Regions from separate parts of the Mus musculus genome. Here region 2 is linked to region 1. The links are chromatin loops, found by intact Hi-C in ENCODE. Cell type or tissue: gastrocnemius. All regions are shown on one strand. Each heading gives the region's core, and the rest is flanking DNA. Links, peaks and the distances in the headings are about the cores only.

What was found. Peaks named below come from ENCODE experiments on the same cell type or tissue, not always from the same donor. Only the 100,000 strongest peaks of a DNase experiment are listed, where the experiment ranks them.
Region 2: it touches region 1 in a loop (9-fold over the local background); 1 of 42 quality-filtered maps calls a loop at or near these places.

The regions. Positions count from the first base shown.
Region 1 is chr17:46,723,405-46,728,780 of GRCm38, forward strand. It overlaps Pex6 (peroxisomal biogenesis factor 6), which reads left to right. Exons shown (of 17, transcript NM_145488.2): 11 at 1-125; 12 at 270-331; 13 at 515-623; 14 at 987-1,103; 15 at 1,223-1,300; 16 at 1,421-1,560; 17 at 1,784-2,139. The coding sequence ends at 1,920. It overlaps Gnmt (glycine N-methyltransferase), which reads right to left. Exons shown (of 6, transcript NM_010321.1): 2 at 3,861-3,988; 3 at 3,202-3,312; 4 at 2,865-3,007; 5 at 2,657-2,778; 6 at 2,260-2,567. The coding sequence ends at 2,396. Among named protein-coding and RNA genes, the nearest start is that of Gnmt, 3.1 kb to the right of the region's middle. In gastrocnemius, for the core only: CTCF peaks have their summits at 2,132 (motif pointing left) and 4,810 (motif pointing right); DNase peaks (open chromatin) are centred at 1,479, 2,086, 2,682, 3,067 and 1 more place.
Region 2 is chr17:45,831,455-45,836,830 of GRCm38, forward strand. No RefSeq gene overlaps it. Among named protein-coding and RNA genes, the nearest start is that of Gm35692, 5.3 kb to the left of the region's middle. In gastrocnemius, for the core only: no CTCF peak of the experiment used is centred there; DNase peaks (open chromatin) are centred at 3,410 and 4,959.

The DNA of each region.
Region 1 (5,376 bases), core at 142-5,141:
GAACACCCTGAGCTGCTCAGCCTGGGCCTAAGACGATCAGGCCTTCTGCTCCATGGGCCCCCAGGCACTGGCAAGACCCTGCTGGCCAAGGCCGTAGCCACTGAGTGCAGCCTCACCTTCCTCAGGTTGGCAGGGCTGGGGAGAAATGTGGGAGGCTGGGAGCTGTAGCCGGTGCAGAAAGGGGGAGGGGAGTTGTCGCAGGTGGTGGGAGGGGAGGGGAGGACAGCACGTCTGATGGGTCTCATTTGTCTGTCCATCCCACTGCTCAGTGTAAAGGGACCGGAGCTCATCAACATGTATGTGGGCCAAAGCGAGGAGAATGTCCGGGAAGGTGAGTGAGTGAGCGGGGAGAGCGAGCGAGTCTCGGGCCCTTCCCCAACACCATCTTCCCCAGTGGCTGCTCCTGGTCAGCTCAGTGGGCAATGGCCGGGGAGGAACTGTCGGGCACATGTGCCATCCTTCTCCCCTGACTTGAAGCTCCTTGACACCACTCTCCTGCGAGCCTCTTTCTCAGTGTTTGCCAGGGCCAGGGCTGCTGCTCCCTGTATCATCTTCTTTGATGAACTGGATTCCTTAGCTCCAAGCCGCGGACGGAGTGGAGATTCTGGAGGGGTGATGGACAGGTCAGGGGTTCTGGAGTCTGGGGAGGGATGTGAGATATGTGTGTGTGTGTATGTGTGTGTGTGTGTATATGCACACACATATACATATGTATATATGCGTATATGTATATATGTCTGTGTATATATCTTGAGTCACATCAGTCTCCAGCCCAGGCCTCTAAGACAGAGGTTCCTGCCCTTCTAGTTCAGAGCTAGAAGGGAAGCTAAAAAGGAGTGGGGAACTTTGAGGAGGCTCACCAGTGTGGCAGGGACATGGGGCAGAGCTTAGCAAGGGACCTTGCTGAAGCAGTCTTCAAGAGAAGCGCAGCTGGCCTGAGGGCACAGCAAGGACTCTGCAACCTTTGCCGCCTTCCTCCCGTACAGAGTTGTGTCTCAGCTCCTAGCCGAGCTGGATGGGCTCCACAGCACCCAGGATGTGTTTGTGATCGGAGCCACCAACAGACCAGACCTCCTGGACCCTGCCCTTCTGCGGCCTGGCAGGTGGGGACCCTGGACCTCTCCCCTCCACAAGGCTCCTTTGCGCCTTAACCTCTATCCTGGGCATCCTTCACCTCTCATGGTTGGCAGCCCTAACACTTCCTGTCTCTGTCTCTCTGAAGATTTGACAAGCTGGTGTTTGTAGGGGCGAGTGAGGACCGGGCCTCCCAGCTGCGTGTGCTGAGCGCCATCACACGGAAGTATGCGTAGTCGGAGAGCTGGGGTGGGGGCTTAGACAGTTAGGGGATGTGTGCGAGTCAGCATGACTTCTGAGGGAGGAGGTGAGGCCAGCTTTAACATCCCTGGTGTGGGTGTGATAGGTTCAAGCTGGAGGCCTCTGTGAGCCTGGCAAACGTGCTGGATTGCTGCCCACCCCAGCTGACTGGTGCAGATCTCTATTCTCTCTGCTCTGACGCCATGATGACTGCCCTCAAACGCAGGGTTCGAGACCTAGAGGAAGGTGAGCCCACCTGCCAGCCCTGGATGGGAACCATAAAGCTAGGGAGACAGTCCTGGCCCTGAATTCCAGAGGAATGGCTGAGCAGGGGGTGTCGTCGTCGTCGTCCCGTCCCGTCCCCCCCCCCCCCCCCCGGGAGTGGCTCTCCTACCTAGGCATAGACTGCAGCCTCTGTACTTCAGCTAGGGCTGGGGCTCTGGCCTTAGTCTTCCTTTCCACCCCTTAGGGCTAGAGCTGCGGAGCTCAGCACTGCTGCTCACCATGGAGGACCTGTTGCAGGCTGCAGCCCGGCTGCAGCCCTCAGTCAGTGAGCAGGAGCTGTTGCGATACAAGCGCATCCAACGCAAGTTTGCCGCCTGCTAGGAGCTGCCTGCCTGCCCTCTGCCTATGCCCCCTGACTGAAGGTACCTCCCGCCTGTCGCCTGAAGGCTGCCTCCTCCCAGAGATCCCTTGTGAGCCCTAGTGGGGGCCCCTAGTGCTCAGGAGGAGAGGCAGGGCTGGCAGCTAGGGGCTTGGCAGCCTGTGACCTGTGCGGAGACACTAGTTCTGGAGTAGAAAATAAAGTGTATACTGCCTCCTACTGGTCTTGTGAGAGGTTGCGGTGCAAAAGGCAAGGTTATGGGAGGCTGAGGTCTTGAGGGGGGATTGGGGGGGGGAACACCATAAAAACACGTTACTTCTGAAGAAACACCAGGCACAGGCTTGGAGAATGCAGACTGTATTGTTTACTCCGTTTGCCCGACCCCCACATCTGCACCCAAATGCAATATCTGCATTAGGGGATGGTCTTAGGGTAGGGGCCATTGCCTGAGCATGGGCTTCTGGGAGCCGGAGAAACTCAGTCTGTCTTCTTGAGCACATGGATGAAGTAGCAGGGAACGTAGGCCTGGCCAGGCTTGTAGGGCTTGAAGTCACCCAGGACGCTGTGCTGGCACCTGCCCCCAAAGGCTGCTCGCACCAACTCCGTGAAAGACGCCAAACAGTGTGGGTAGTAAGAGAGCCGGAACTTACTGCAACAGGGCCCCCAGCCAGATATGAGGGCTGCTGGCCTCAGGTCTCCCCACCACCACCACCTCTCTCCTGCCAAACCACGTCATACCTGAAGCCAGGAGAGCCATCTCTGCCAGTGCCTGGCACCTGCACTGTGTAGTCCAGGGTTACCATGTGGGCTTTGTTGTTGACTGTCAGTACTGACGTCGTAATGTCCTTGGTCAGGTCACTCTGAGGGCATGGGTTGCGTCATTCCCTGAGCCACCACGGGGCTTCTGGCCCTCCAGCTCCCGCTTCCCATTGGGGGGCAGCCCAACCTTATAGTAGATGTTCTTCCCCGGGGGCGCACAGCCTGTGCTGAGGATATAGTCGTAGTTGCGGTGGTCGATCACCAGCAGGCCCCCGGGCCGCACCATGCTTGCAATGTTCTTTAGTGCCAGCCGGTGCTCGCTCTGGTCACCTGGGTTCCCGGCAGGGCCACAGACACCATCTGCTTAGGCCTCCAGCACCACCTCCCGCCCCTGTCTCCCTCCCAAGTGCCAGCACTAAAGAAGACAGGCAAAATGCAGGTCTGCCTTATCAGGGCAGCAGGCCAGCCATCTTCGGACGTGGGGGAGCTCAAGGCAAGAGCCACAGCCAAGGCCACCAGCTTACCTTTGCAGTCTGGCAAGTGAGCAAAACTGTTCCCAAGGCAGATGACAGCATCAAAGCCATCTCCTGAAAGCACATCTTTGTCCAGCGTCAACCAGTTGGCTTCTTCAATGACTGGAGGCCAGGGCAGGGGTTGGGGGGGGAGTCGAGAATTATAGCACAGCACAGAAGCAACCACCTCCTCCCAGAGACACATGGGGACTCATTAGGGATGGAGAGAGCCACAGTTGGCAAAGCCAGCCCTCCACTTAGGGGCTTTTGTAGGGAGGAGAGACAGGATGTGATAAGACAGTTAAAAGTAGCTCTGTAGGGCCCAGTGACTTGACGTACACCTCTAGACTCTGTTAGACAGGAGCATCACTTAAATCTAGCTTAGCCAAGCCAGGCAACACGGGAAAAGCATAAAAACCGCTGGTAATGCAGCCCAGTGATCAAGGGTCTACTTGGCATGCCCAAGTTCAATGCCTAGCACCATAAATACAACAAACTTGCTCTTACCAGCCGGAATCCTACTCTGATGCCAAAGCCTTCCTTTTTAGGAAGTTGACAGGGACTGTACCGTGCCCTGAGGAAAAACCATTCAGCTCCACAGCAAGAGAGAGCCAGGGCAGAGAGTGACCCTGGAGGTGCATGTCTGGGGGGGCCTGGACAGACAGACTTACCCCAATTGTCAAAGGATGGCTCTTTCCTCCGGTTCCAGCGCTCCTTAAGCGCATATTTCAGCATCTTGTCGCTGGCGTCCACGCTCATCACGCTGAAGCCCTCTTCCACCAGCATGATGGAGTCCACTCTGGATGAGGTCAGAAACGGGGGACTAGAGGACCAGTCAGAGGAGCCTGGGAGGCCAAATGTGTGTGACATTTCCCCAGACATAACATTCCAGAGTCCGTTCCTCTGCTTCCTGTCCCAGGCCATCTCTACTGGTCTCAAGTGACCCATTAAGAATTTTCCTGGGGGCTGGTGAGATGGCTCAGTGGGTAAGAGCACCCGACTGCTCTTCTGAAGGTCCAGAGTTCAAATCCCAGCAACCACATGGTGGCTCACAACCATCCGTAACAAGATCTGACTCCCTCTTCTGGTGTCTGAAGACAGCTACAGTGTACTTACATATAATAATAAATAAATCTTAAAAAAAAAAAAAAAAGAATTTTCCTTATCAAGTAGCAAAAAAATTTTTTGAGAGTTTTTTTTTTTTTGTTTTTTGTTTTTTTTTTAGCCTGGTTTAAACAGTGAGTTCCAAGACAGCTGGGGCTACAAAGAGAGACTCTGTTTCAAAAAAATTTTTTTTCAAAATTTAATTTCATGTGTCGTGCCTGAATATGTGCATCATGTGCATACCTTGTGTCTGCAGACCCCAGAGAGGGTGCTGGGCACCAAATTTGGGTCCTCTGTAAGAACATGTGCCATCTCCCCAGCTGCCTCTTATTAGAAACAGGGTCTCCTAATGTAGCCCTGCAGGGCCTGGAACTCACAGAGAGCCACCTATTTAGGACTCCCTGAGTGCTGGGATTAAATATATGTGCCACTACTCCTGACATCAACACATTTTTTTTTATTTTTAATTATGTCTGTATGTGTAGTACATGTGAGTACAGTGCCCTCCACGGCCAGAAGGGAGCGCTAACCTCCCCCTGGAACGGAATTCCAGGCGATTATGAGCCACCTGATGCAGATGCTAGGCACTGAGAGCCTGTCTTCTGCCAGAGCCTAAGGGGCTCTTAGTAGTCGGACCATCTCACCGGCTCAATGGCTTTTTGTTGTTGTTTTTGTTTTTAAATCATAGTCAGGCATTCTACAAAAGTGCACTTGAGAACCTGGCATACTGGTGCTCCTGGAAATATCTCAGTCAGAGGTGTCCGTGAGTTCTGGGCTGAGTCGGGAGTGTGGGCCAGACACTATCCTGGTCTGTATCCTCTCCACCAAATGGGGGCCTTTTACCTCTTGGAAATGACTTTTTCTTTAGTACTACTGGTTGGAGAAAAGCGCTGCTCACCTCGTGGGGTTTTGTTACAGCTTGCAACACACGTACCCAAACTCCTGGCACAGCACTTGGCTGTGCAAACGTGCTACAAATGTTCTGTTCACACTGCCAGAGGCCAATCGCAGGAGGAACAGCGCCGGAGCCAAGGATCCACCTTGACCCAAAGCTCGGATTTTGCTCTGTCCCATGAATCCTTC
Region 2 (5,376 bases), core at 300-5,299, 890 kb before region 1:
AGAAAGATGGACTATGTTCATGGATTGAAGACTCAGCAAGGCGAGGATGCCAACTGTCCTGGAATGAACTATGTATCGTGCCAACCAAAATCTCAGCAGAGTCTTTCCTGGTAGGTTCTTAAAGGTGGATGGTGATATTTAGTGGAAAGCCAAAGGAAGTGGAATAACTGTCATAAGTAAGTCAGGGGTTATCATGCTTCCCAGATTTAATGCTCAATATAAAAACCGCAATTGTCACCAGGACAGAGGGACATTGTTGATGAGATGGACGCAGAGAGCAATAAAACAGAAGTGTAATCCATGCAGATATGATTAATATGTATGAAGATACACAGGCAGGTCAACAGAGAATTTTCAAGGGATGGATTAGAACGGTTGGAATGGCTCAGCATGTGAAGATGCTTGCCATGAACCCTCAACAGGTCTGGTTTCAATTCCCAGAACCTACATGATATGTGTGTGTGTGTGTGTGTGTGTGTGTGTGTGTGTGTATGTGATTCTTACAGACTATCCTTTGACCTTCACATGTATGCTGCAATACCTACACCGTGGTGCACCCACAATGTGGTGGTTTGAATGAGATGACTCGGTAGTCTTGGGTATTTGAATGCTCGGTTCCCAGTTAGTGGCAGTGTTTGGATATATATATGAATGATAGTAGTGAGCTGTTGTGTGGTTGCTGGGAACCAAAGCTGGTTCCTTTGTAAGAGTAGCAAGTCCTCTTGACCACTGAGCCATCTTGCTAGCCCCTAACTTTATTTTATTTATTTATTTATTTATTTATTTATTATTTGAGATAAAAATCTCATGTAACCCAAGCTGACCTCGGATTCACTATGTAGCTGAGGATGACCTTGAACTTGTAATCCTCTGGCCTCGATGTCCCAAGTGCAGAGATCACAGACATGTGCTAGTTATGGAACTTAGTTTCCCACAGGCTAGACAGCACTCTGCCTATGGAGCTGAGCCCAGCCTCCCTTTCCTAAGAGTTGTTTTTAATATTTATTTATCATGTGTGTGCTGATACATGCACCGGGGCGCATGTGGGGAGACACCAGACAGCTTGCCCCTTCCACCGTGTGTGTTCCAGGTATGGAACTCAGGTTTTCAGGGTCTGCAACAGGAGCTCTTATACACTGAGTCAGCTCCATCTCACCATCTCCTCAACCCGTTTATGGTTATGGAAGGTTATATTTCGGGGCCGGAGCGATGGTTTAGTGGGCTCAGTGCTTGCTGAGCGGGCATGAGGACCTCAGGGTGACCTCTGGCACCCACATAAAAAACTGGGCGTGCTGGTGCACATTTATATTCCTAGAGCCAGAAATGGGGAGACAGGAGGATTCCTAGGGCTTGCTGGCCACTCAGTGCAGTCCTCAATGGTGAGTTCTGGTCTCGGTGAGAGACTCTGTCTCAGAAGACAAAGTGCTGGCTCCTGAAGGAACAATATGTAAGGTTGATTCAGGCTTTCATAGGTGGGCACACATTTCTTCTACCTCCTAAGAAAAAGAGACTGTAAAACAGCAGCAGTTGGGCCCCCTACAGTGACCCCCCCCCAAGGTCTTATTATCTTAGGAGGTGACAGCTCCATGCATGCAACTGTGTCCCCAAAGACCTGCCAATAGGATAGTGTGGGGGTTGGGGGGGCGGGTAGAAGTCCATGTGACACGAATAAAAAATGCTTTAAAAATAAAACCAACAAGCAGAAGCCAGCTCATAGAATGAGGATCTAAAGAAAATATTTTGTGAGCCTTAACAATGTTTTCTTTAAGTTGGACATCATTACAAAAACAGGCAAAATGCAGCTTAATGGCAGGATTTGGGATTAAATCCTGAACCTTGGGTATAGGAAGACAGTTTTGAAATATAAGTTTCCCAAGTGTATGGCATCTGGAGTCTGCAGCAGTGTGGATAGTGACCGAGACTTTCAGGTTCATCTCCATCTCAGCCCACCAGTGCAGCCCACCCTGCACGCCTCTGTACATGTGCCCTGCATGGCGGGGGGAGGGGGGGATGCTTTTTGGCATGGTTTTCTTTTTGTGGTCCTGGGAATTGAACCTAGAGCCTTGTGCATGCTAAGTTAGCGCTCTACTCAGCTCTGTCTTCACTTCTTTAAAATTAATTTTTCAAAAGTTTTTTTAAAAAGATTTATCTATTTATTTTTATGTATGTGAATACACTGTAGCTGTACAGATGGTTGTGAGCCTTCATGTGGTTGGAATTGAATTTTAGGACCACTGCTCGCTTCAGTCAACCCCGCTCACTTGGGTCAACTCCACTTGCTCCAAGCCAAAGATTTACTTATTATATATAAGTACACCGTAGCTGTCTTCTGACACACCAGAAGAGGGCGTCCGATCTTATTTATTATGGGTGGTTGTGAGTCACCATGTGGTTGCTGGGATTTGAACTCAGGACCTTCGGAAGAGCAGTCCGTGCTCTTACCCGCTGAGCTATCTCATCAGCCCCCGTTTCCACTTCTTATTTTGACACAGTCTCACTAAATGATTCAGGTTGGTCTCGAACTCACTCTGCTGTCCCGGCAGGCCTTGTATTTCTGATCCCTCTGACTCAGCCTCCTGAGTAGCAGGGATTATAGGCCTGTGCCATCAGGCCTGGCACACTTTACACAAACATTGAGCCAGGTTTCACGTAAGCCTGATTGGCCTTGAACTCGATCACCCGGGATGATATTGACTTCTGATCCTCTCACCTTTACCTCCAGCTCACTGAGATTATAAATGTGCGCCACCACATCTGGTTTATACTGTGTTCAGGATTGAACCCAAGGCGTCATGCACGCTAGGCAAGCACTCTAGAGGTCCCCATTCCCAGCGTCCCACCCCACCCCTTTGGACTGCACATTTGCTGTGTCTTTTCTACGGTTACATGTGTTTAGATGTACAAATGTCACCATATCACCGTGGCCCAAGGAATCCACTCAGTGATGTGTTATTTCAGTTTGTGGCCTCCGAGAACCAGGCTAGACCACAAACCCAGGCATGCAGGGGGGCTATACCATTGAGGTTTGTGTCAGTATGCCCTAGATGGTCTCACAAGGACAAAACCACTTACCAGTGCATTTCTCAGAACATCTCTGTGTTGTTAAGCAACATGCCATTGTATTTACCCTAGAGAAGAAATGAAAACTTTTCTTCCCACGAAACCTTGCCCTCAAATGTTCATAGCAGCTCTGCTTATAGTAGCGCACAGCCACAAACAACCCAGACATCTTTCAACGGATGAATGGCTTACAGAGTAAGCAACATGCAACAACAGACTACTATTCCTCAGCGAAAGGGTTGCGACTGTCACATGCGACAACTTGGATGGCACTCAAAGACATTTCTATTAAATGAGAGAAGGCTGCCAAAAGGTTACACACTGGATAATTTCATTTATCTGACGGTCTGGAAAAGACAAAACTGCAGTGGTGGAAAATGTATCAGTGGTTGCCAGGGTTACTGGCGGGGTGAGGGTGTGTCTACAGAGGGGTAGCACGAGGGAGCGCTTGAGGGTGATGGCATTGTTTTGATGGGGCTTACACAATTCTACACATGTGTTTGGATCTGTAGAACTGCAAAGCAGAAGATGAAAAGGGTGGGTTTTACTGTAGGAGAATTCTATTTATTTTACATTATATTTTTAAAGATTTATTTATTTTTATTTTATGTGCTTGAACATTCTGCCTGAATGTATGCATATTATATGTATATGTACCACATGTATGCCTGGTGCCCTCAGAGGTCAAAAGAGGATGCTGTGTCCTCTGGAGCTGGAGTTACAGCCTGTGGTGAGTGACATGTGGCTGCTGGGACCCAAACCTTGATCCTCTGGAAGAGCAGCCAGTGTTCTTTTTTTTTTTTTTAATGTACTTAAAAAATTTTTTTATTAATTTTTATTTATGAGTACACTATAGCTGTCTCCAGACACACCAACAAGAAGGCAAATTACAGATCTCATTACAGATGGCTGTGAGCCGCCATGTGGTTGCTGGGATTTGAACTCAGGACCTCTGGAAGAACAGTCAGCGCTCTTAACCTCCGAGCCATCTCTCCAGCCTGCAGCCAATGATGTTCTTAACAACTGAGTCTTCTCTCCAGCAACAAGAATTAATTTGTCTGTCTATCTGTCTGTCTCTGTCTCTCTTTCTCTCTGTCTCTCTCTCTCTTCCTTATGAGACAGAGTCTTACGTAGGTCAGGCTGGTATGTAGTTGAACTCCGAATCCTCCTGCCTCTGTTCCGCAAGTGCTGGGCTGGAGGCAAGCACTCTCCCACCTCAGCTGTATCCTCAGCCCCGCTGTACGAGAGTTTAACAGAGATAGACATGGACTCTAAGTGAAGACGTTTGCATCTTGGGGAATAGATTTGTATTCCAGAAAGGATAGTCTTGTGTGTGCATGTGTGTGTGTGTGTGTATGCGTGTGCACGTGTGCATGTGAAGGTTTGCATGTACGAGCATATGGAGGCCAGGTGGGTGTCTTTCTCTATAAGCCTCCATCTTGTTTTGATTAGGACAGAATCTCTCCCCAAACCTGGACCAGCTTCCAATTTAAGAGCAGTTAGAGTAGCTGGGTGGTGAGCTGCAGGAATCCACCCGTCTCCACCTCTACATACTAAGACTACAGGCACACAGCATCATGCTTGGTGGGTGCTGGGGATCTGAACTCAGGTCCTCATGCTTGCACAGTGAGCATTTTCACCAACTGAGCCCCCTGTCCAGTCTGGAAAGGGCTTCTCTTATATCATGGAGGAGCCTACACAGGGCGGGCGTAGAGCTTCATAAATGCTCAGTAAGGGAACAGTAGCAATAAAGAGATAAAGGATTGTGTACTCATAAATGAGTTATGAGTCTTGGAAGCAATGTCTCCAAGAAAGTAGGCACCAGGTTCTTCTGGGAAGCGCACTGCTGACTTCTGGGAAAGCTGCCAGGAGGTGCTGGACACCAGCTGGGAGAGGGGATGCCCCAGCAGGAGAGGGAGGCCCGCAGGCCTGGAAGGCTGGCTGCAGACCAGGCCTCCAGCGAGCAGGGTCTGCAGCAGGGTCGCTGGAGGCCTGGTCTGCATGGGGAAGAGAGTTAGTGATAGGCTGTGGTTTGAACCCTATCTCCCTCACTCACCTTCCAGGTGTCCCGTAGCCATGACCTACTTTGCCTACCTGTCCTGCAGGTGAAGCCCCGCCCTTAGCTATTTTTACGCTGGCAGAATTTCCAGATTTTTTTTTCTTTTAAAATAAGACTGGTTTGTGGAGCATGGGAGAGGCCATGATGGGTTCTTTATGCCCATCTATCGGGGACCAAACTGTCACCTCACAGCTGTCTCAGACAGATGGGGTCTTTCTTGCTGGGGAGGGCTTCCCCAGTGTCCAGGATAAAGTTCA